Regions from separate parts of the Homo sapiens genome. Here region 2 is linked to region 1. A link is an interaction called in ENCODE POLR2A ChIA-PET data of the cell type or tissue named here. Cell type or tissue: MCF 10A. All regions are shown on one strand. Links, peaks and the distances in the headings refer to the core of each region. The heading gives the core; the rest is flanking DNA. Region 1 overlaps SNCA (synuclein alpha). Region 2 holds the start of LOC124900602 (a long non-coding RNA gene).

The links. Peaks named below come from ENCODE experiments on the same cell type or tissue, not always from the same donor. Only the 100,000 strongest peaks of a DNase experiment are listed, where the experiment ranks them.
Region 2: POLR2A ChIA-PET joins it to region 1 with 12 read pairs; 2 of 35 experiments call an interaction of 5 or more read pairs at or near these places.

Annotation. Positions count from the first base shown.
Region 1 is chr4:89,747,480-89,758,972 of GRCh38, forward strand. All of the region lies in intron 4 of SNCA (synuclein alpha), which reads right to left. LOC124900856 (a long non-coding RNA gene) reads left to right here. Exons shown (of 2, transcript XR_007058472.1): 2 at 1-1,675. Among named protein-coding and RNA genes, the nearest start is that of SNCA-AS1, 83 kb to the right of the region's middle. In MCF 10A, for the core only: no CTCF peak of the experiment used is centred there; DNase peaks (open chromatin) are centred at 5,812 and 6,432.
Region 2 is chr4:89,674,686-89,686,178 of GRCh38, forward strand. It overlaps LOC124900602 (a long non-coding RNA gene), which reads left to right and starts at 6,820. Exons shown (of 3, transcript XR_007058466.1): 1 at 6,820-11,493. RefSeq lists enhancers at 6,003-7,202, 6,229-6,730, 6,731-7,230. In MCF 10A, for the core only: no CTCF peak of the experiment used is centred there; a DNase peak (open chromatin) is centred at 6,716.

The DNA of each region.
Region 1 (11,493 bases), core at 1,998-9,997:
TAGTGAGACAAGAAGTAAACTGATAATTGATTAACCAGGGTGCTATACAAATCTACCTAGAGGGTGCCTTCCCAGGTTAATGCAATTATGGGAGAAAGATCCTGGCTCCTGGCTACAGAAATGCCAACTAAAGTGTTATCCACCCCATCCTTCACTTTGGAGGATGCGTTAAGATGACACTGTGCTGTGTCAAAATGAAAATACAAACAAAAGCAAATAAACCGAGTGATAATAAATAAACCGAGTGACTCAGTTTCCTTATCCATTTTCCAGTTACCTTTTTTTTTTTAGGCCAGTCTGCATGTCCACTAGAAGAAAAGGGACCTGGGTTCTTCATCAGCCCATCCTTAGATCTTAGTGCACATATGCACCTAGTAAGTGCCGAGCAAATATTCAATGAATGACTGTACCTTTCCTAAGAATTCTTCGTTGATTATCCTTCAACAGAGCTAACTTCTCTCCCTATGTGCTCAGTCAAATGCTCTCCCATTGGACTGAGTTCAGCATAAACTGCCATGTTTTGAGATGATTGGTGTAAGCGAATGTCCTCTCCTGAGTTGCGAGAATCTAAGAGCAGGACAACATCACATGCTTCTCTACTTTCTATAGTTCTTTTGTCCACTGTCTAACAAATAATGCCAAGTGAAAAAGGGAAAAATGAATGAATAAATTTTGTAAGATGCCAATGGAAAAAAACAGAAAATCAAGAGTTACTAAAAAAAACCACTAACTCCATTTAATTGTTTTAGACTAAGAATCCCTCAGTGATACCTAGCCAAAATTAGGATTCAGATCCAAAATAAAAGATACTGTTGCCCCAAGTAGATATCATAATTTGTTACAATAAGTAAAAATGTATATTATTCAATACTAAACTGTTATACCACATTTCAAGTTTTTAAAACTTTATCTTCCTTTTATGCATAGATAGTAGTAGAGCATTAAGAACATGCATGGCTATCACCTGAGGTGTTGATTGTAAATTCACATTCCTAGGCTTTGTCTCTTAACTACTGAATCGGAATCTTTGGGAGTGAACTGACAGGAATCTGAATTTTAAAAATAAGGTCTTCAGGTGATTCTCATGCATCTAAAGATAACTGCTTTAATATATAACAAAGAAACCCAAAGAGGGACACTTGAGGATTTTTTCAATATATCTTCTTTTGCAGAGATTAATAGTGAATGTTGTTTTATCTGCTGTTTAGAATTTTACATATGCATTGGATGATACATCTTCTTTTACTGACAAAAAGGCTTTTCTCTGGAGAAAATAAAAAGGCAGCTTTCCCTGAGAGCACACACTTCTAGCAAAGCCCCAATCCATATGACTCTAAGACAGAGTGATTTCCACCTTCTAGTCCTTACTTTCTTGCAAAAGGGGCTTTCAAATCTCATTACTGATGGTCCCATCTTTTATTACTGGTGTTATCAATGGGATGCTTGCAGCAGCTTAAGTATGTGGATAAAGAAGGAATGCACAATATACGGTACTGAATATTTTTAAAAAGTGGTCTTTCAGAATGTCTGTATGTGTGGGGGCCCATGCTTAGGCATATGTGCATGCCAGTGTGTTATTTATGTTGAAACCAATGTTTTACATTAATGGCTGGAATTCCAGAAAAATAAGAAAATATTTGTATTTTCTAAACCATTAAAAGTTTAGTGGAACTCATTAATAGTCTGTATCATCTCTCTGTATATTTCAGAAGTACATTTTAAGTGTAACAGCTAGGGGTAAACTTTCATAACTGTATGATTTGAACACAAGTACAAGAAATATTCAAGGTTTTCTTTTCTTTTTTTTTTTTAGATGAAGTCTCACTCTTATCGCCGTAGCTATAGTGCAATGGCGCTGTCTCAGCTCACTGCAACCTCCGCCTCCTAGGTTAAAGCAATTCTCCTGCCTCAGCCTCCGTAGTAGCTGGGATTACAGGATCCTGCCACCACACCCACTAATTTTTGTATTTTTGGTAGAGAATGGGTTTCACCATGTTGGACAGGCTGGTCATGAACTCCTGACCTCAGTCGATCCACCCGCCTTGGCCTCCCAAAGTGCTGGATTACAGGTGTCCACCGCGCCTGGCCAATATTCAAGTTTACACAGGAAAAAGAATACTTTCTCTGCATAACCTTTACTTATTTACTCATAAGCCTCTAGTTCTCTCTGGATTTGACTGTAAATCTCAACACATTTCCCAGAAACTAACATCTTCTGGCTGACTTCTATTAAAAATTCAGACAAAGAAAAAAACTGAATACAATGGAGAGAGATTATAATACTGCTATTCTCCCATTCTCTCTCTCTACAGCATATCACCTCCTCCAAAATCAGTTCATATCTAACTCCTAGCACATTTTTAGTTAAAAATATACATGCACAAAATATATGTGTAAATACACATGCTGATATCACACATATGTGTGTGTGTGTGTGTATATATATATACACAAAAGCAGATATATATATATATATATATATACACAAAAGCAGATATATATATATGCTTTCTTGCAGGTGATAGAATGCTTTTTTGGAGGTGGTTTTGTGGGCCTATGTAATGTCTCTATTGTTATATTTTAAAAGTTTCTTTTTTGTTTGTTTGTTTGTTTGAGATGGAGTCTCCCTCTGTAGCCCAGGCTGGAGTGCAGTGGCAGGATCTCGGCTCACTGCAACCTCTGCCTCCCGGGTTCAAGTGACTCTCGTGCCTCAGCCTCCAGAGTAGCCAGGATTACAGGCGCATGCCACCACATCCCACTTTTTTTTTTTTTTGTATTTTTAGTAGAGACAAGGTTTCACCATGTTGGCCAGGGTGGTCTCAAACTACTGATCTCAAGTAATTGGCCAGCCTTGGCGTCCCAAAGTGCAAGACTGCAGGCTTGAGCCACCACGCTCCACCAAAAGTTTCTTAGCACTCATTCTCATGAGAAAAATTGCTGAAAACTTGGCAATAAAGAAACAGAATGACTACATGTCCTTTAAATGTTATTTTTAAGGGGCTCAATCAATGACTATGAAGTTATCTAAGATAAAACACCAGATTTTGACATTGCCATTAACTTTTTTATTAGAGCCCCCAGATCTACAGGTTATATGTGCAGATGTGCAGTGGCTGCTTTATTTCCCTTTTCAAGAGCTTTTCTTATACAGCATCTATCCACTCTCCTATAGAGATGAAGTTAACTCCCTTGACAACTATCACTTGTCCCCAATCCCCACCCTTCCACTTGACATACAAACCCAAAGAGATTCATGCTCATTTATGCTCAGTAGAAAACATAATTCCATAGGTTACTGCTATTATTAATCAAATATTTACTAGATTTATATCTATTAGTCAATTCTCTTTAGAATTTCTTTGACTGTTTCTATAAATCTTTATTCCTCAGATATTCCTTTAAACCAGTCTTACCAGCTTATTGGCTCCACTACTAATTAATTAGTTGAATAAAATCTTTGAAATGTGTTTATGTTTGTATAAAAACCATCTTCTTTACTTTTCAAAAACTATACTTGAGCACACTGTGAAAAGATAAATTGCTAGGTTCAACTGAGGAACTGAATAATTTTTTCCTCTTTTAGTTTTAACATTCTACACAATCTAAATTATTTTAAAACTCAGAAAATGCTTTAAGCTCATATTTATAGACTTCCCAAGTAGTACAATCTGTTAACTGAGGTAGGTAAGTAAACGTCCTTGAAAACTTCCATAAATGATGGTGAATAAATTAAAAAGGTGGAAACAATTTTCCAGGTCTCTGAGCCATATTCAATATAATGAATCCTGAATAGGAGTTCAATGAAAAGATTAGGTAGATTTTTTTTAAAAAAAACCCATATCCCATGGGATCCTGCTGTAAGGTACTTTTATAAATTATACTGATTATACTGTCTCATTTCTCTGTCTATTTGCCATGTGTTATATACTTTGGTGATCTTTGAGAAAGCATTTAACCTATTACAGGCATTTTTTTCCCCTAAAGTACAAGTAGGTAGGTCAAAAGAACAGCAAGGACAATGTCTATCCACCCAATCTGGTGGCCTCCGAAGGACAAAAGCCAGAGTTAATCTAAAGCAATCAAGGAGTCTGACCACCATGGAAGCCCTGAGGAAGTGGCTGCTGTATTTCCCTTTTCAAGAGCTTTTCGTATACAGCGTCTATCCACTCTCCTATAGAGATGAAGTTAACTCCCTAGACAACTATCACCTGTCCCCAATCCCCACCCCTCCACTTGACATACAAACCCAAAGAGATTAATTAACATTTGTTCCAGGAAGAGACACAGACAAAAACATCCGATATTGGAATATTCCTTCGTGAATAAATATAAAACTTATGGAGAGGGAGGAAGATATTTTGAAAGGAAAAAAATCATTGGACTTTATTGCTCAAAGCCAAAAGAAATTGTTTTTTGTGGCAAAAGTAAAACAAGGTAATTTTGTACTGTGTGCTGTATTTCTGGCAATTATCTGTTATCTTAAGAGGCTTATATAGAAAGAACAATTGTACCTACTTTCACAGCATGCTCTGAGGATCTAAGGACCCTCAACAAATAGTTTTCATGCTACAAGCAGGCACTTATTTAGGCACAAATAGGATGGGATTCTTTTTTTAACTGTAGTATAAATAATTTTATATAATACAGTTATATAGGCTTTTTTAAACAAAATACAGTCAGATTTTAAATCTCTCTATTCTAAGATAGACACTTCACAATTTAAATTCAAGACTCCTTGTTTCTTGAAGACATCTATGAAAGCAAATGTTTTTGAGAACTTGGCTGAATCTGAGTCCATTCCGATTAGCAGATTCCACATTCACTTTTGAGCCATGACTTAGAAGCTATCAAGACATTATGTAGCAACCTTTTTCTCAGTATTCCAGGAAAATAAAAATGTGCATGCATTAACTCAATAGGTATTCAGATGTTTCCCATTAGTAAGTTGTGACCATGCAATAAAAACCATGCTCACCAATATTCCCCAATAAACTTCAAGATTTGTAAGCTCATGCATACCCACATTTATGTTAAAATTTGAAATAATGAAATATTTTTGCATTGTGAAAAATAGATATATATGCATTTTGTGACCAAAACCATCACCACAGTTCCATTGCTGTTGTTGTTCTTCTTCTTATTATTATTATTATTATTTTTGGTTTGTTTGTATCTGGCACATTTGGGGTTATAAATCACAAATAACATAAATAAGATAATGTTAATCTCCTTCTTACAAAATCCAATGGCTTCCCACAAGTCTATATATAATATGCAAATTTCTTACTATAGCTTATAAGATCTGGAATAATTTTTCCTATCTCCAGCCTTCACCTCTTCTCACATTCATCATATTCTAGCTAATCAGGACTCTTTTATGTCATAAAATATGCTAGATTTGCACACCCTTAAAGCCTTCATATACGAGTTTGTTCTGCCTTGGATACCTCTGTTCCACATTCCCGAACATTCTCTCTCTCATCACACAGCTGGACCCTTTCACCCTCCTGATCTCAATTGAAATGTGACCTTCCTGTATAAACTTTCCATGAGCTGGCTTGTCTGACTGAACCCAAATGGCTAATGGATTTTCTTTCCCGTTACATGCTCTCTAATTTATGATGCTTTGCTTGGGGGGAAAATGAGAGGTGGGAGTCTGTTTACGGAACATGGAAGTCCTTTTGCAGAGGTACAAGAGTGGAAATGGCTGTTCCCCAGCCTGGCTCTCTGAGTCAGACCTGACATCCACAGAGAGAGCACTGCAGTAACTGCAAACGCTTCTGTTTTGATTGTGGTAATTGGAACAATCAGGGCACAAACTGCAAGGTCACTGGCAAGGGTAGCAGCAGGCATGATTCCTCCCTTAGTAATTTTAAAGCAGCAGATTTCAAAAGGGAAAACCAAGCAGATGAAAGTGAGCAGATTTGTTCTTCAGCACATGTGAGATACCCTTGGAGATGCCAATAAATCACTGGAGAGACTGTGAAGGAGGCTTAGGCCCTGCAGATGAAGTTAGTGATGGAGGGAAATCGTGTTTATCCTCGGGCTGTCAGGTCTGAAATACCTGGGTTAAGTAAATGGCCTCTGGGATGGTCACAGTCGGCAATTATTAGCAGTTACAGATCCATCTCTATGCCAAAACAGATAACAGCATCCAGGAATTATCCAAAGTCACAAATCAGTGTCAGTGTCTTGTCACTCACCCACGTAGTGCTTTTCCCTTCCTCCTAGTTACTTAATGGATAAGGGCACATTGTCAAATAAACAAACAAGTGAGGATAAATGTTGCTCCGAAATTTAAGGTGAATCATTAGTCAGACTTGGTATCGTCATGGAATTTGGTCTGTTTTCTAACTAGCTTTATTTTAGCACAGCCATAAATCTGGCTGTAATTGTCTTTAACTCCGATGACTCATACATCTAAGCATTTCATTTAACTTTCAACCGTGAAAAATTCCAACTGATTTGGCAATATGAATGTGCTCTTACATGCATATGATCATATGATGCTGTCAGTACAACATCTGTTTTTGTTCTTGGGATGTTGATGGACTATCATGAACCATCTTATAACTTTCCCAGTCCCCTTTAAGTCCAAGAGGATACAACTGAGAAGGCAGGTAGAGTTTTTGGTCAGTGGCTAGGTTTTTCCTGAATATCAAACAAATTGCCTGGTATGAGAATTTAACAGAATATGACCACAATTTTTTTAACAGATTTATCTACTTGAAACATCGCCTCAGTCAATGAAGAAACTTATGTTCTATAACTAATAATAAAAGATCATTTGTAACTGAAATATGACAAATTGCTGTTTTAATCATGAGGATTACCATTTAGAACAGCTAGGTAAACATTTACTTTTTAATCCGGAAATAAGTTAAAGCAAATAATAAAAATTTATATTTAAATCACACAACATGTTTTATCATGAATAATAAATGTTTTTAAAGTTTAAAAATGTACTTGTTACCTTGTGGGTATTCCTGAACATGATTAGGATTTTTATTTCTCCAAGTATTTTTATTCACTCACAGAATCAAAATGTCAAGGCTATATAAGTTTTCATCAAGTGCTAATTTAGCATCTAAGTTTTTATTAATTAATTTGTAAAGGAAATAATAATGAGAGTCAAAGGAAGAAGCATCTCCTGTGGTGAGCTCCATTTCCAGATTCCAACGAAACCATTAAAATATTTATGGCACTGAGGCTGAATCAGACGGGTCTTGTGTACTCTCTTGTGTGGCCATATTGTGTAGCAACAGTGGGTTTCGAATAATAAGATTCAGTCATCCATTTAGACTCCAATTGGAGCTCAGGCAACTTCAATTTGTGATTATAATGATTAACTTCAAAAAGATGCACTATTTGTAGACCTATGTTGAAACTTATGCAGTGGAACTAAAAAGCCACCTATTTTTATAATAAAAAGGCACAAATACGCAAATGCAAAAGAAATTCATTGGAAAATCTTGAACGTTTCAAATATAATTATCACAAATGCAAATATAAAATAACAATATGTTTGTTAATATTATACTTTCATTTAATCAGTTCTTCTAAGTAAGGCAAATATATGAATTTTTTAATATACAAAAATACCCCCCCAAAACTCCATTAAGTATATCTATATGACCATTGGGTAAGATTTTTTATGATTATTAGTATGGGAAAATTGTGACTGTTTAGATATATTAAATATATTAAGTAATATATTTAATGATTTAAGATTGTTAAATAATTTATATTAAAATTGAAACCTCATTTTGCCAGTATTAAAAATTTCAAAATTTAAATACATATGACACCAATGCATACAATGTTACTTTGTCCTGAACATAAGTTTTAAAAGAATTTAAGTTTAAATATTCTCCTAAATGCTTTGTGAGACTTAAGATAAAAAACAGTTCCTCAGAACTCCTGACAAAGGGGGGCAGTAAAGAAGCAAAAAGATTTTTATGGAGTTCAGGGAAAGCTGAAAGGCCTTTGTGTACATTCCCTATTTTCTAAACAGTAAATGATGGATTGCATTTTAGGCAGACTACAAAATTGCTAAAATTAAATGTTGGGATGGAAATGTGGAATGCAGAGTTTGCAACCCCCTTTTAATTTAATATTTTCAAAGAATTAAGAGAAATTATTATATTTTATTTTATAAAATATTATATTTAAAATTACTCAATTCTAAATGAATGTTATTGCAAACCTAGGCTTATAAGAAGAATGCATTTAGAAGCCCTAGATAACATACAATATAAAAATAATATTTGCAAATTATGCATTTGTTTTCTTTTCTTTCTTTTTTTTTTTTTTTTTGAGATGGAGTTTCGCTCATGTTGCCTAGGCTAGAATACAGTGGCACAATCTCGGCTCACTGCAACCACCGCCTCCTGGGTTCAAACGATTCTTCTGCCTCAGCCTCCCCAGTAGTTGGGATTACAGGTATGTGCCACCATGCCCGGCTAATTTTGTATTTTTAGTAGAGATGGAGTTTCTCCATGTTGGTCAAGCTGGTCTTGAACTCCCGACCTCAGGTGATCCACCCGCCTTGGCCTCCCAAAGTGCTGGGATTACAGGCCTGAGCCACCGCGCCTGGCCTGTTTTCATTTTAAGTGTAGTTGTCTAGCATTTTCAATACATTCCCCCCCGTTTGACAAATTTTATCTTGCCATTTAGCTAATGGGCAAGCAAAAAATTAAGTGGAATAATTGGACAGAACAATTATCTGGTAACCTAAACAATGGTAACATGAGATAGGTATTTTATGCATTGTTTGGACTTATAAACTATCTAGTGTTCTAATAATAGACATAATGGTTTATTCAACTAATAGCTACTGTCATCCTTAGAGGTTATTAACAACTCAAAGTAGTGAATTACATCCAACTAAAGGGTGCTTTTGTATAGACATTTGTTCTTATTGCTGGTCACTTATTCTTCAAATATCTTTTAGGCACCATTTACAAAGATGACCAGAGGTACAAAATCTGCATATATAATAGAAAGAGCCAGGTAGTCATTCAATAAAAGAAGGTATATAGTACCAGGAAAAGATTTTTATCTTAGCCTAAGGCAGTCTGAATTCTCAAGCCCAAAGCACATAAATTTGTTGGAATTATTTCAATTTCTAGTCACTAAAAATGTGACGCACATTTACACCAGTGGTTCGGTTGATTACTTCTCTTCAGCCCTAGTCTCTTAAGCACAGGTATACACACTTACAGCAATATCTCTGCATACAATATTTTTGACAGAATGAAAAAGTTAAAAATATTGATGTTTATTTCAGCGATTCTGAAATGGTTTATAAAAATTCTATGACTATAAGAAATTCATGAGGAATGCAATATATCAGGAAAGAACAATGTCATCTTTACATAAAAAGGATGCGTGTCAGTAATTTGAGAGGCTGGAATCTAGTGACAAATGTGTCACTTTTTAAGGTGTGCTTGATTCACAGCTGACAGCTTTGATTTGAAATTGCCTTTAAAACAATGTCTATGTATCAGTGCAATGAATTCTAACCAAAAGCTTGTTGGAGCTAACCACAGTACCTATATATTCAAGATGTTCATGGGAGGAATGGAAGATTTGATATTTAGGCACTGAAGGGTTGCTATGATAGTTATTATACACAATTGAGTTTAAAATGAATATATGTGTCAGTTCTATTATTAAATGTTATAAAATATGAGGGAATAATAAATGCTATGTAATTTATAAACTACAAGAAAATTTATATCAGGAAACTGCTTATTTCCTAATATATGCACTGTCTTCAGTGTCTCCAAAACTGTCAACTCTGCCAATGTGACTAGCAGATGATGAGCAGGCAGTCCGTGTGATATTATCAATTACATAGTCAGAAATCTGAGTCTTTCTTTCACCTTATGAGCTGTTTAGGAAGAAGGTGTATATGTGTGTAACAGGGAGCAAGAGGAGATTAACTTGTAAGCCATTATCTGATGCAAAGGCAGACATTTACTAAGTCATCTGTGAAGAGATGGTTCGATAATAGCTAAGCATTCATATAAATCTTCAGGGACTCGAATTCTCTCAAGTGTGACAGAATACTCCTCTCAACTGCCAGCGCTCCTGTTGTAAAAAATCACATTTGGCAAAGGGCTCTGGTGTTTTGAGTTCTGCTCAGTGACAGGTTTGTTTTAAGTAAGATTAATACTGAGGACAATAAAATGACCTTCAATTAAGACTCCTTTTAAATTTTGTCTACCTGATTTCCACTATGGTTCGTGTCTAGCTGTACTCTATCTAAGAATGATCTTTAAAACATTCAGGATTATGAGAGAGATATCTAGGAAGTCATAGGAAATAACCACTATTCAATGCTGTTCTGTACACCATTAGTAAACCATAAGAGAGGACAAACATTTATCCAAGAAAGAGACTATTACATAGCCACCAGGACCCAATATGGATTCAGCACAATTGAGCAATACATGTAACAGATTTGTGGTGAAAAACAGGTGCTGCTCAATTGCTTAGTCTAAAATTCTCCCTCAATTCCTTCCCATCACCTAATTTGTTTGACATCTAGTCTTTTTACATTATAATATAGTATATTAAAAAGTTCTTATTATGGTTTTTTTTTTTGAGATGGGGTCTCGCTCTGTCGTTCAGGCTGGAGAGTAGGCTCAGTGCAAACTCTGCCTCCTGGGTTCATGCCATTCTCCTGCCTCAGCCTCCCGAGTAGCTGGGACTACAGGATCCCGCCACCACGTCTGGGCCAATTTTTTGTATTTTTAGTAAAGACTGGGTTTCATGGTGTTAGCTAGGATGGTCTCGATCTCCTGACCTCATGATTTGCCCACCTTGGCCTCCCAAAATGCTGAGATTACAGGTGTGAGCCACCGCGCCTGGCCCTTATTATAGAATTTTTGGGCATACATTGCACATTTTTCTAATTGTGCTTCAATAATACCAAACAAGTGGGCAAATGCTTCACTGGGCTACATTTGCATCCCTGAGTACAATTTCACATTGGTTTTGGTTTTGTGAATTTTGGAGGAATTTATTTTGAGAGATGCCCCTGGAAATAAATAATGCTGATGTTTTGGTGTAATTTTATTTATTGCATTAATGGAATATGTAAATACAATCTATCAGCATTAGGCAGAAAATATTTAAGAGATATCAAATTCTTTTGCCGAGAAAGGTAGTAGTTTGCCAGGAACTACAAGCTTTCTAACTGAACTTTTAAAAATAAATTTTAATTTTTAATTTTGATAGATCATCATAGTTGCACATATTTAAGGGCTATCTGTGATATTTTCATACAATACTGCCATGTTTACTGCCACTATTCACAATAGCCACGATATGGAATCAACCTTTGTTCATCAACAGAAGAGGAGACAAACCTGACTTTGGTCTGTGCTGGCTGCAGGTTCTGGAGAGCTGTTTGAAGTGACAAGATGGCAAATGAAAGGGTCAGTTGGTTGCCTGGTGGATTATTCGTCCTCATAACACTTTACC
Region 2 (11,493 bases), core at 2,035-10,034, 73 kb before region 1:
GAGAATACTATAAACACCTCTATGCAAATAAACTAGAAAATCTAGAAGAAATGGATAAATTCCTGGACACATACACCCTCCCAAGTCTAAGCCAAGAAGAAGTTGAATCCCCGAATAGACCAACAACAAGTTCTGAAATTGAGGCGGTAATTAATAGCCTACCAACCAAAAAAAGTCCAGGACCAGATGGATTCACAGCCAAATTTGAGGTATTGCTCTTCACACTTGGGGGCATTAGCTGCGGGGGTCTGCCTGCAGACCCTGACCCAAACGATGGATGAATAAAATGTACCCTGACACACAGATATTTTGTTTTGCCAGTTCAGCTGAGTGTCCAACTGCCTGCACATCAAGAGAGGTTTGTCACTGTGGCCGGCCCTGAGCAGTTCGCATTCCAGGCATTTATTTGGTATACAATTAACAACAGAAGCTTTGAGTAAACACACTTGCGGATAACTAACATGGTTAAGAGAGTAGTTCTAGGAATGATTAAAGCTCAGGTACCGGGGTCTAAAGTAACTACCATGAGGGGGCAATTTGCCTCTTAGACCTCTCCCCCACCGAGAGAGCCATCTGGCTCAAAGGTTAGTTAATGGAGGTAGGGTAAACACACTTAACTGGAGAAGCCTCTATTGTCCCTAATATTTACGCTATGACCTAATGCTCTAAGGTAAGAACAGGCTGCCTTTGCCCTGTTCAGTTATTACAAGCTATGTAACCTTTCGGCCTTCCAAAAGATTTGTGACTATTCCCTATAACTTTCCCTAATATTTCCCTTTAATATTTCTGCCACCATCCTGAGTGAATCCCAACACGAATTCTACCAGAGGTACAAAGAGGAGCTGGTACTATTTCTTCTGAAACTATTCCAAACAATAGAAAAAAAGGGACTCCTCCCTAACTCATTTTATGAGGACAGCATCATCCTGATACCAAAACCTGGTAGAGACACAACAAAAAAAGAAAATTTCAGGCCAACATCCCTGATGAACATCGATGTGAAAGTCCTCAATAAAATCCTGGCAAACTGAATCCAGCAGCACATCAAAAAGCATATCCAGCATGATCAAGTTGGCTTCATCCCTGCGATGTAAGGCTGGTTCAACATATGCAAATCAATAAATGTAATCCATCATACAAACAGAACCAATGACAAAAACCACATGGTTATCTCAATAGATGCAGAAAAGGCCTTTGACAAAATTCAACAGGGCTTCATGCTAAAAACTTTCAATAAACTAGGTATCAATGGAACATATCTCAAAATAGAGCTATTTATGACAAACCCACAGCCAATATCATACTGAATGGGCAAAAGCTAGAAGCATTCTCTTTGAAAACTGGCACAAGACAGGGATGCCCTCTCTCACCACTCCTATTCAACATAGTACTGGAAGTTCTGGCCAGGGCAATCAGGCAAGAGAAAGCAATAAGTGGTATTCAGAAAGGAAGAGAGAAAGTCAAATTGTCTCTGTTTGCAGATGACATGATTGTATATTTAGAAAACCCCATCATCTCAGCCCAAAACCTCCTTAAGCTGATAAGCAACTTCAGCAAAGTCTCAGGTTATAAAATCAATGTGCAAAAATCACAAGCATTCCTACACACCAATAACAGACAAACAGCCAAATCATGAGTGAACTCCCATTCACAATTGCTACTAAAAGAATAAAATACCTAGGAGTCCAACTTACAAGGGATGTGAAGGACCTCTTCAAGGAGAACTACATATCACTGCTGAATGAAATAAAAGAAGACACAAATAAATGGAAGAACATTCCATGCTCATGGGTAGGAAGAATCAATGTGGTGAAAATGGCCATACTGCCCAAAGTAATTTATAGATTCAATGCTATCCCCATCAAGCTACCACTGACTTTCTTCACAGAATTGGAAAAATACTATTTTAAACTTCATATGGAACCAAAAAGGAGTCTGCATAGCCAAGACAATCCTGGGCAAGAAGAACAAAGCTGGAGTCATCATGCTACCTGACTTCAAACTATACTACAAGGCTACAGTAACCCAAACAGCATGGTACTGGTGGCAGGACAGATATATAGACCAATGGAACAGAACGGAGACCTCAGAAATAACACCACACAGCTACAACCATCTGATCTTTGACAAACCTGACACGCACAAGCAATGGGGAAAAGATTCCCTATTTAGTAAATAGTGTTGGGAAAACTGGCTAGCCATATGCAGAAAACTGAAACTGGACCCCTTCCTTACACCTTTTACAAAAATCACCTTAAGATGGATCAAAGACTTAAACGTAAGACCTAGGACCATAAAAACCCTAGAAGAAAACCTGGGCAATACTATACAGGACATAAGCATGAGCAAACACTTCATGTCTAAAACACCAAAAGCAATAGCAACAAAAGCCAAAATTGACAAATGTGATCTAATTAAACTAAAGAGCTTCTGCACAGCAAAAGAAGCTATCATCAGAGTGAACAGACAACCTAAAGAATGGGAGAAAATATTTGCAATCTATCCGTCTGACAAAGGGCTAATATCCAGAATCTACAAACAACTTAAATAAATGTACAAGAAAAAAACAAACCACCATCAAAAAATGGGCAAACGATATGAACAGACACTTCTCAAAAGAAGGCATTTATGCAGCCAACAGACATATGAAAAAATGCTCATTATCACTGGTCATTAGAGAAATGCAAATCAAAACCACAATGAGATACCATCTCACACCAGTTAGAATGGCAATCACTAAAAAGTTACGAAACAACAGATGCTGGAGAGGTTGTGGACAAATAGTAATGTTTTTACACTATTGGTGGGAGTGTAAATTAGTTCAACCATTATGGAAGACAGTGTGGCAATTCCTCAAGGATCTAGAACTGGAAATACCATTTGACCCAGCAATCCCATTACTGGGGATATACCCAAAGCATTATAAATCATTCTATGATAAAGACACATGCACACGTATGTTTATTGTGGCACTATTCACAATAGCAAAGACTTGGAATCAACCCAAATGTCCACCAATGATAGACTGGATTAAGAAAATGTGGCACATGTACACCATGGAATACTATGCAGCCATAAAAAAGGATGAGTTCATGTCCTTTACAGGGACAAGGATGAAGCTGGAAACCATCATTCTCAGCAAACTATCACAAGATCAGAAAACCAAACACTGCATGTTCTCACTCATAAGTGGGAGTTGAACAATGAGAACACATGAACTCAGGGAGGGGAACATCACACACTGGGGCCTGTTGGGGGGTGGGGGGCTAGGGGAGGGATAACATTAGGAGAAATACCTAATGTAGGTGACGGGTTGATGGGTGCAGCAAACCACCAGGGCATGTGTATACCTATGTAATAAAACTGCACATTCTCCACATGTAACCAAGAACTTAAAGTGTGTGTGTGTGTGTGTATGTGTGTGTGTTTATATATATATACACACACACATATACATATATATATATATAACTTATAAGGAATTTTTACACTAAAAAAAGAAAATGCTGGGTAAGAATAGGGTATGTGGACAGACTAAGAAACAATCAAAAGATGAGTGGGCTGGGTTTGTGGTGGCCAGGTTTGTGGAGCTGATTAAGACATTGCTTTAAAATGATATTTTTTTAATATAAATTACTGTCTATATGAATATAATCCCTTCCAATTCCCCCAACTTTTGTAATTTTATTACAGAAGTGATTTTAAGTTTTAATTCAATTTCTGTCAGTTTGGTATTTTTTGATCACAGACTACAGGGTACTCAAATTTGGGAGGAGGAGGTTATGCAAGTATATTCATATTTATTTATTTATTCACTTATTCATTTTATCTTCCTGCAGTTTAGCGATCAATTTTGCTATTTTATGGTACAAAATGGCTTTCTGCCGCGTTGGTAAAGAAAGCCAATTGTCTTTGAAGCTAGTAGTGGTCAGATGACAAATCCCTGATCAATGATGCTTAAGTGGAAGTCAGCGGATGGTGCTCTCTCCTGGAGATTTTTTAAAGGATCTGATTTATCTGGTTTGTTTAAATGGAATCATAATCAGAGAAATAATTTCACCATGAGAAATTAATTAAAGAAGGCCAGAGGACAGCATTTAAAGTGAAAATCTAAAGGACATAATTGGAAAGAAAAAAAAAACAGTTTGGGGGAAAATGTCAAGTGATGGATTTGTGAGCATTTACTAAGGCAGGGGGCAAGCCATTATACTAAAGAAAGTACATGGCAACTGAAAATGATCTTTCCACATACAAATTCTTTCAGATGAAAATTTTTATTGTTTTTCAAATCTTATTTTTAAATTTTTGTCTCCTTTATCTCTCAGTATATGAGTGATTTGTTGAAAATCTCCCTCTGTGACGCTGTGACTGTGGAACTATCCATTTCCTCTTGTAATCTGGCTATTACTTGTTTTACATATTTTTATAGATTCAACATTATAGTATTTACTTGATGATTTATTTTATTGGTATAAAGTGTTCTTTTCCTTCTTAATATATTTCATCTGAAATTTCATTCTTTTCTGATATTAATATTGGTGTACCAGCTTTTTTCTTATTAATGTTCACATGCTTTCTCCTTTTTCTTTTTATTTTCAGCATTTCTGTGTTATTGCATTTGGTGTTTCTCTTATAAAGGATATAACTGGATTTCGTTTAGGTAATCTGAGATTCCTGGCATTGGAAAAGTGGGTTTAACTCATTCTGATTCTTGATGATTTTTCAGATGTGTTGACTTTTTTCAGCATTTTAGTTTATGTTTTCTGTGCCATGCCTTTGTGTCTGGAATTGGTTCCTTCCAGTGGGTTCTTGGTCTTGCTGACTTCAAGAATGAAGCCGCAGACCCTCGTGGTGAGTGTTACAGTTCTCAAAGATGGTGTGTCCGGAGTTTGTTCCTTCAGATGTTCACGTGTCCAGAGTTTCTTCCTTCTGGTGGGTTAATAGTCTCGCTGGCTTCAGGAGTGAAGCTGCAGACCTTCGCAGTGAGTGTTACAGCTCATAAAGGTGGCGCTTCTGGAGTTGTTCGTTCCTTCCGGTGGGTTCGTGGTCTCTCTGGCTTCAGGAGTGAAGCTGCAGACCTTTGCAGTGTTACATCTCTTAAAGGTGGCACGTCCAGAGTTGTACATTCCTCCCGTCCAGAGTTGTTTTGTTCCTCCTTCCTCGTTCCTCCCAGTGGGTTTGTGGTCTCGCTGGCTTCAGGAGTGAAGCTGCAGACCTTTGCAGTGAGTGTTACAGCTCTTAAAGGTGGCACAGACCCAAAGAGTGAGCAGCAGCAAGATTTATTGCAAAGAGCAAAAGAACAAAACTTCGAAAAAGTGGAAGGGGACCTGAGTGGGTTGCTCAGGTGGCCTGCTTTTATTCCCTTATTTGGCCCCAATCACATCCTGCTGATTGGTCTATTTTACAGAGAGCTGATTGGTCCATTTTACAGAGTGCTGATTGGTCCGTTTTTACACAGAGCACTGATTGGTGCATTTACAAAGCTTTAGCTAGACACAGAACGCTGATCGGTGCATTTGCAATCCTTTAGCTAGACAGAAAAGTTCTCCAAGTCCCCTACCCAATTAGCTAGACACAGAGCGCTGATTGGTGTATTTACAAACCTTTAGCTAGCACAGACCACTGATTGGTGCATTTACAATCCTTTAGCTAGACAGAAAAGTTCTCCAAGTCCCCTACCTGATTAGCTAGACACAGAGCACTGATTGGTATGTTTACAAACTTTTAGCTAGACACAGAGCACTGATTGGTGCATTTACAATCCTTTAGCTAGACAGAAAAGTTCTCCAAGCCCCCTACCGGATTAGCTAGACACAGAGCACTGATTGGCACTGACTGGTGTGTCTACAAACCTTTAGCTAGACACAGAGAACTGATTGGTGTATTTACAATCCTTTAGCTAGACAGAAAAGTTCTCCAAGTCCCCACCCAACCCAGAAGCCCAGCTGGCTTCACCTCTCACTTTTTCTGTCCCTTTTTCCCTTACCCTATATTCTATTGATCCAATGAAGTCATTTCTATTCCCCTCTTTTTTCTTTATAAGTTTAGAAGTAATGTACTTAATTCTATTCTTTCAGGGTTAACTCAACATTTTTTCACTTATATATCATATTTATATTTTCTAATATTACCTAGAACCAGTTAGTCTGTATTCTTTCAAAGCAGAGAGATGTTACATTCTGGACTAAATCATGCTCCTATCTTCCATGATCACATGTGGAATATTTGTTACAAATTGTTTTAAGCACACAATACAGCTTTTCTAATAGTCAATGCTTATTTAAATTTGTGAACATGTTTTGCTGCTTATTTTGAATAATTTTTTTCTCAATATTTACTCTTATTTGAGATCTTTTTTTTTTTCCTGAAGTACATTCTATAGTTATTTTTCAGTTAGTACATGTGATCAAAAACTCAGTATCTGAAATACTTATATTTTACACTCACTCTCGAATGATGGTTTATTAGGGTGCAGAACTCTATACTGACAATCATTTCCCTTCTAAAGTTTGAAAATATAACTTCTAGGACATTGTGTTACTAGTGAGAACACTCATAGAGATGTTATCTATTTGTGATAGATGCAAGAGGCAGATAAGGGAGGGTTCCCAGAGAATCTCTGACCTGCCCCACAAGTGTTTACATTAGATGCTTCTGTGCAAATGAGGGAACCTGCCCAGGGCTTTGCCTGGGCATGCCCACAGCAGACCGGGGGCCCACCTGCGTACCGGGAGAGTGGGGTGGAGCCACCGGGAATTCACGCCTGATGCCCGGGGAGGAGTCTGGCCTCTTCAGCTCCTGTGTGGTGGCCTGATATTCAGTCTGTGAGCTGGGAGCCTGTTGGCAGGTCCCTCTTTTTATTTTCGCTGAGAGCTTTCTTTTACTAAATGCCACCATCCTTACCTTTCAAGGTGTCTGCGTGCCTAATTTTTCCTGGTTGTTAGACAAGAACCCGGATTTTAGTTGAACTCTGGAGCAAAAATCCTGCATCATTTGTAGGTAATGTTTGTTTTCTTTGGTTGCTTTTATGACCTTCTCTTTATTCCTAGTATTTGGGCATTTCACAAAAACATTTATAAATCTGAATTAAAAAACAAACTGACCTTGCCAAGGACCCTACTGATCCCTTTTCATATAATTCTATCTGCTAGGTCTTGTGCTGCCTTCTAAGTTAGTTCATCAGTTCTATACTTCAGTATTTAATTCTATATTCAGCCATGTTATCAAATGTTTATTTCAACCTTTGAGTTTCTCATTTGTAATAGTATTTTTTCATTTTTATGTTTTTAAAAGAGTTCTTTTCATATTTTACTATTTTTGTTTAGTAACTTTCAGTACTTGTTGCGTAGATTTTATTTCATCTTTATGTTTTTGAGATGTTTGCATAACACATTTAAAGACAATTACATATTGTTGTATGATTTCCATTTCCTTGGTCAAGAATTCTCCCATTTGTTGCATCTCTGAAGAGTTTCCCAAGGTGGGTTAATCTTGAATATGGTAAACTTGCTGCCCTCAGTTTTTTAGTTTTAATACTTTATCAGTTGTTTCTTGTTCTTTTTTTTTCTGGGCATATTATTACCTCATTTGAAAATAATGACAATTTTGGCCTTTCTCTTCGAGATTTTGTAACTCATTTTCTTTTCTTTTCACATAGAATTTGATAAGGCCTCCAGTACTTTGTGATATAGTAGTTGTGGGGATGGTCCTTCTTGTCTTACTGCTGATCTCAAGTTTATGTTTGTAGCAAATTTTTGCTACATGACCATTACAAGTTTAAGAGGTTACCAAGAGTTTTTATTACAAATACCTTAAATCTTAGCAAAGACTATAAAAACTGAGATAAACATGTTTTTCTTCTAAATAGTAATCATTTAGACAAATCACAAATGTGATATCAGATTAGTGCATCCTACACTGTATGGAAACTATAAATTCATGATTTTCAAAAATTGTAGGTAAATATTTATTTTTCAAAATAATTTATCCATCTTGCTTTACCAAAAAAGGCAAGGTCTTGTTTTTCTTTCCCTATACAGTAGTAATGGCTCTTTGGTGTAAAAACTTTATAGGACCTAAAGTAAAAAAGAAGATAAAAACCAGTTTGTCTTTCAAAGTCTTAAAATATTTCATTAACCTCGTAGTGCCTGATCTCTGTCACCAAGCAAATAGTCTGAACTATTATTTCCAAGCTCAATTCAAACAGGTAAAGTTTTACTACAATTATATCTGGCCATCACTACAGTGTTTTCTCCAATCACTTCCAAAGCCTACCCCTTTTCTTTATCATACTTCCACCTACATTGCATAATACAGAGCTTAGCTAGTGAGGTACAAGTGATAAGGATTATCTCCCCAGAGTCTCCGGGCCTTGGTAATTCCTAGACCACAGCACCATGCATTAGGTTATAGTCACAGGCCTCTATATAGTCTTCCACATATCCCATTACATTTTAAATCCTATGCATACCCTTTATATCCTGCACTTATCTGTCAAAATTCTAAGGTATAAGATTTTTTTTTTACTTATCCCTGCTGTTTAATTTTGAAGAAAGAAAAATATAAAAGAAAATTTTTTAAAAAGAGGCCTTCATGGATATCAAAGAATGCCAACAATAATGCTGAAGAAAGAAGTTATTCTACAGCAATGAGACACAAAGAAAAGAATTTTGTAAACATTAGCATCTTGGTTACTGGAGAACTATAACTTTTATGTAGTCGTGCTTGGAAAACACTAAAAGGGAAATCGAGTCTGTTTGACAATATTCTGTCTTCACTGTTGATCACTTCATAATGTGTTGGAATATAAAGTTCTATACAGTTAATATGAAGCTCTCTTTAGCATTTAAAACATGATTTGCATTTTCATGAGGCATTTTGGCTAATTTTATTGATTTCCTTATATTTCATAGTCCTTAGCCTTATGAGAATCTTATGTTTCTGTGTGTTTTCTATCATGTAGCACAATTTCTGACACACAAAACATACAATAAACTTGTGTTAATTTTTCTATCAAAGTCAGAATTTATTCATAAGGAATCTGAAGTAAGGTGTACTAAGCTTGTTTATGGGTTAAGTGATATAGCCAAATTCAAAACTTTACTTTTTATGTCAGTCTAGAAATATCTCAGATTAAAACATATCACTTCTTAGTTCCAATTAGATAAGGGAAATCTTTTATAATAATGCCAGGATTGCTATAATCTGATAGGAGACAACAATTTCATTTTGCTACAGGAAAATTTGGAGGACAAAAAAAAAAAAAGAAAACATAAGATAGAGGAGAGAAAATAGTCAGATGAAGAAGCAAAAAACACAAACAAGGCATTTAGATTTGTTAGGAAGGAATTCAAGTCAGTCAGTAAAGTGATAACTTTTGAATTATCTGAGAAAAATATACTCAGAACAAAATCAGGCACACTAAAGGTATCCATAATCCACATTATTTACTAGGCTAAAGGTAAGTACAAACAAATCTACATGGACTAATTGTATCACAGAACAAAAAGGGTAGCAAAATCCAGTAATTCCAATGGAGTAATAAAGTTGCAGACAAAGGAAAATTAACGTGTGCATTGCTTGAGATATGACTAAAATGTCATTAAAATAAATTCTAAGTTATGAATATTCATTTGAAAAGTTACAAAGTACACACTGATTTATATTTCAGAAGCAAGGATATATGTTTCTATATAATTTAGTCCTAAATATAGTTCATTTCCTATGCTAATGCTTTTTTCCTTCTTCTTACCTTCTTAGGTCAACAACAAGAGGCCAGGACCTCCCAAGAAAAGCTTTACTAATGTAATAGCTTTGGCCAAGTCCACCCAATATATTTTCCTCTCTGCAAAGAGAAACAAGCTATTGTCTCATCTTAGGTTTCATCTTCTTCCATGCCACTGTTATTCATGTTCAAATCCTGGCTGTCCTTCAGGGTCCAATTCAAATGATTATCGCCATTTTCTATTAATGTCATTTCTTCCTATTTTCTACCTTTTGTTAGCTATGTTAAAGTGTTTCTTTACCAACATCCCCCATATATTGTGTAACACAGTGTCTATGGCTTACTCATTTTTGAATCCTTATCATGACCTGACATAATGAAGATTCTTAGTACATAGTGATACATGTAAATATGAGTTAATTAGTACATGATAGACTTGATTTCCAGAATGATTTTGTATAGTTGAATTGTGTAGTAAGGGGACACATGTGAAATGAAGACTTTAGTCAGTATCAAGAAGATATTTTGGGTGACTTCACATATCTGCCAATGATAAATCTAGAAACAATAGGTGCTTGGGTAGGTGATTTCCTTTTGCCTTCTTTATCATTGTTTTCCCAGTATTTCTTACATTCATCTAATTTCATTAGATGCCCATATACTTTATACTGGCTCTTCCTGTGAGGTTCGAACTGGTCCAGTCCATTTGTTTTCAGAATTGATTCATCTGGAGAGTCATCTCCTATCCTCCCAAACAATGATATACCAGTCTGAGGACTGTGTAGAAGGGACTTCTCTTTCTACTCAGTATGACCAAAATAATTCAATTCTAGTTGTGGTGTGTGATTTATGAATATTTTGTCCTTTAGTTTGTGTGAGCCAATTTTGTGCCATAAGAATTTTAGCCTCCTTTTCCACAAAAGAGTGATTTAATCAAACAAAAGTTGACAATCAATGTAGTACATTTGTGTGACAGTGATTAAACATGGTGTTTTTCTCTTAGGTGTCTGAGTAGATTTGGAAATGCCCATTCAGCCCTCAGAGCTCCTCTGCTTTAAGGGTGATGGACTTCCTGTACCACTACGTAGTGCATGAGTGCCAGCCACTGGTATCTAGAACTGTGATTAGTGAGGAAACACTAGGAGGAACAAACAACCCAACTCTTTTTATCTAATCTGTTGACTCCAAAGGGACCTTCTGCTTATTCCAGTTAAAACTCAAGCTGCAATTCAAAATGAAATCAGTATCTTTTTTCTCTACTTTTCAGCAAAGCAAGATGCTACCTTATAATTACCACGTAACAATCAATCGCAAACATAGTGGCTTAAAGCAGCTCCTCTTTTAGCCTACATATCTGCAAACTGGCAGTCTGGACTGAGCTCAGCTGGATGTTTTTTCTGAGCTGATCATGTATGTAGGGTCTGCTGCTGGCTGGTTTAGACTGATGGTGGATGAGAAACCACATGAAGAAGAGAGGCATGATGGTGGCAGAGTTCTGAAAGAGTCACACAGAAGGGCGTTGAGTTCGTGGCTTGAAAATAGCATCCTGTCACTTCTACCACATTCTATTTACCAGGCCAGCCCAGATAAAGATGTGAAGAAACAGACTCCATCTCTTGATGGGAGAAGTTGAAAATCAATGGAAAATGGCATGGATAAGGAAAGGAGTGATGATTGTGGCCATATTTGTAATGGCCATATTTGATACCCTTTTCAGTTTTCCTAGCCACACTTCTCATTGGCCAGGAAAATTAAATGCATGTCAACAC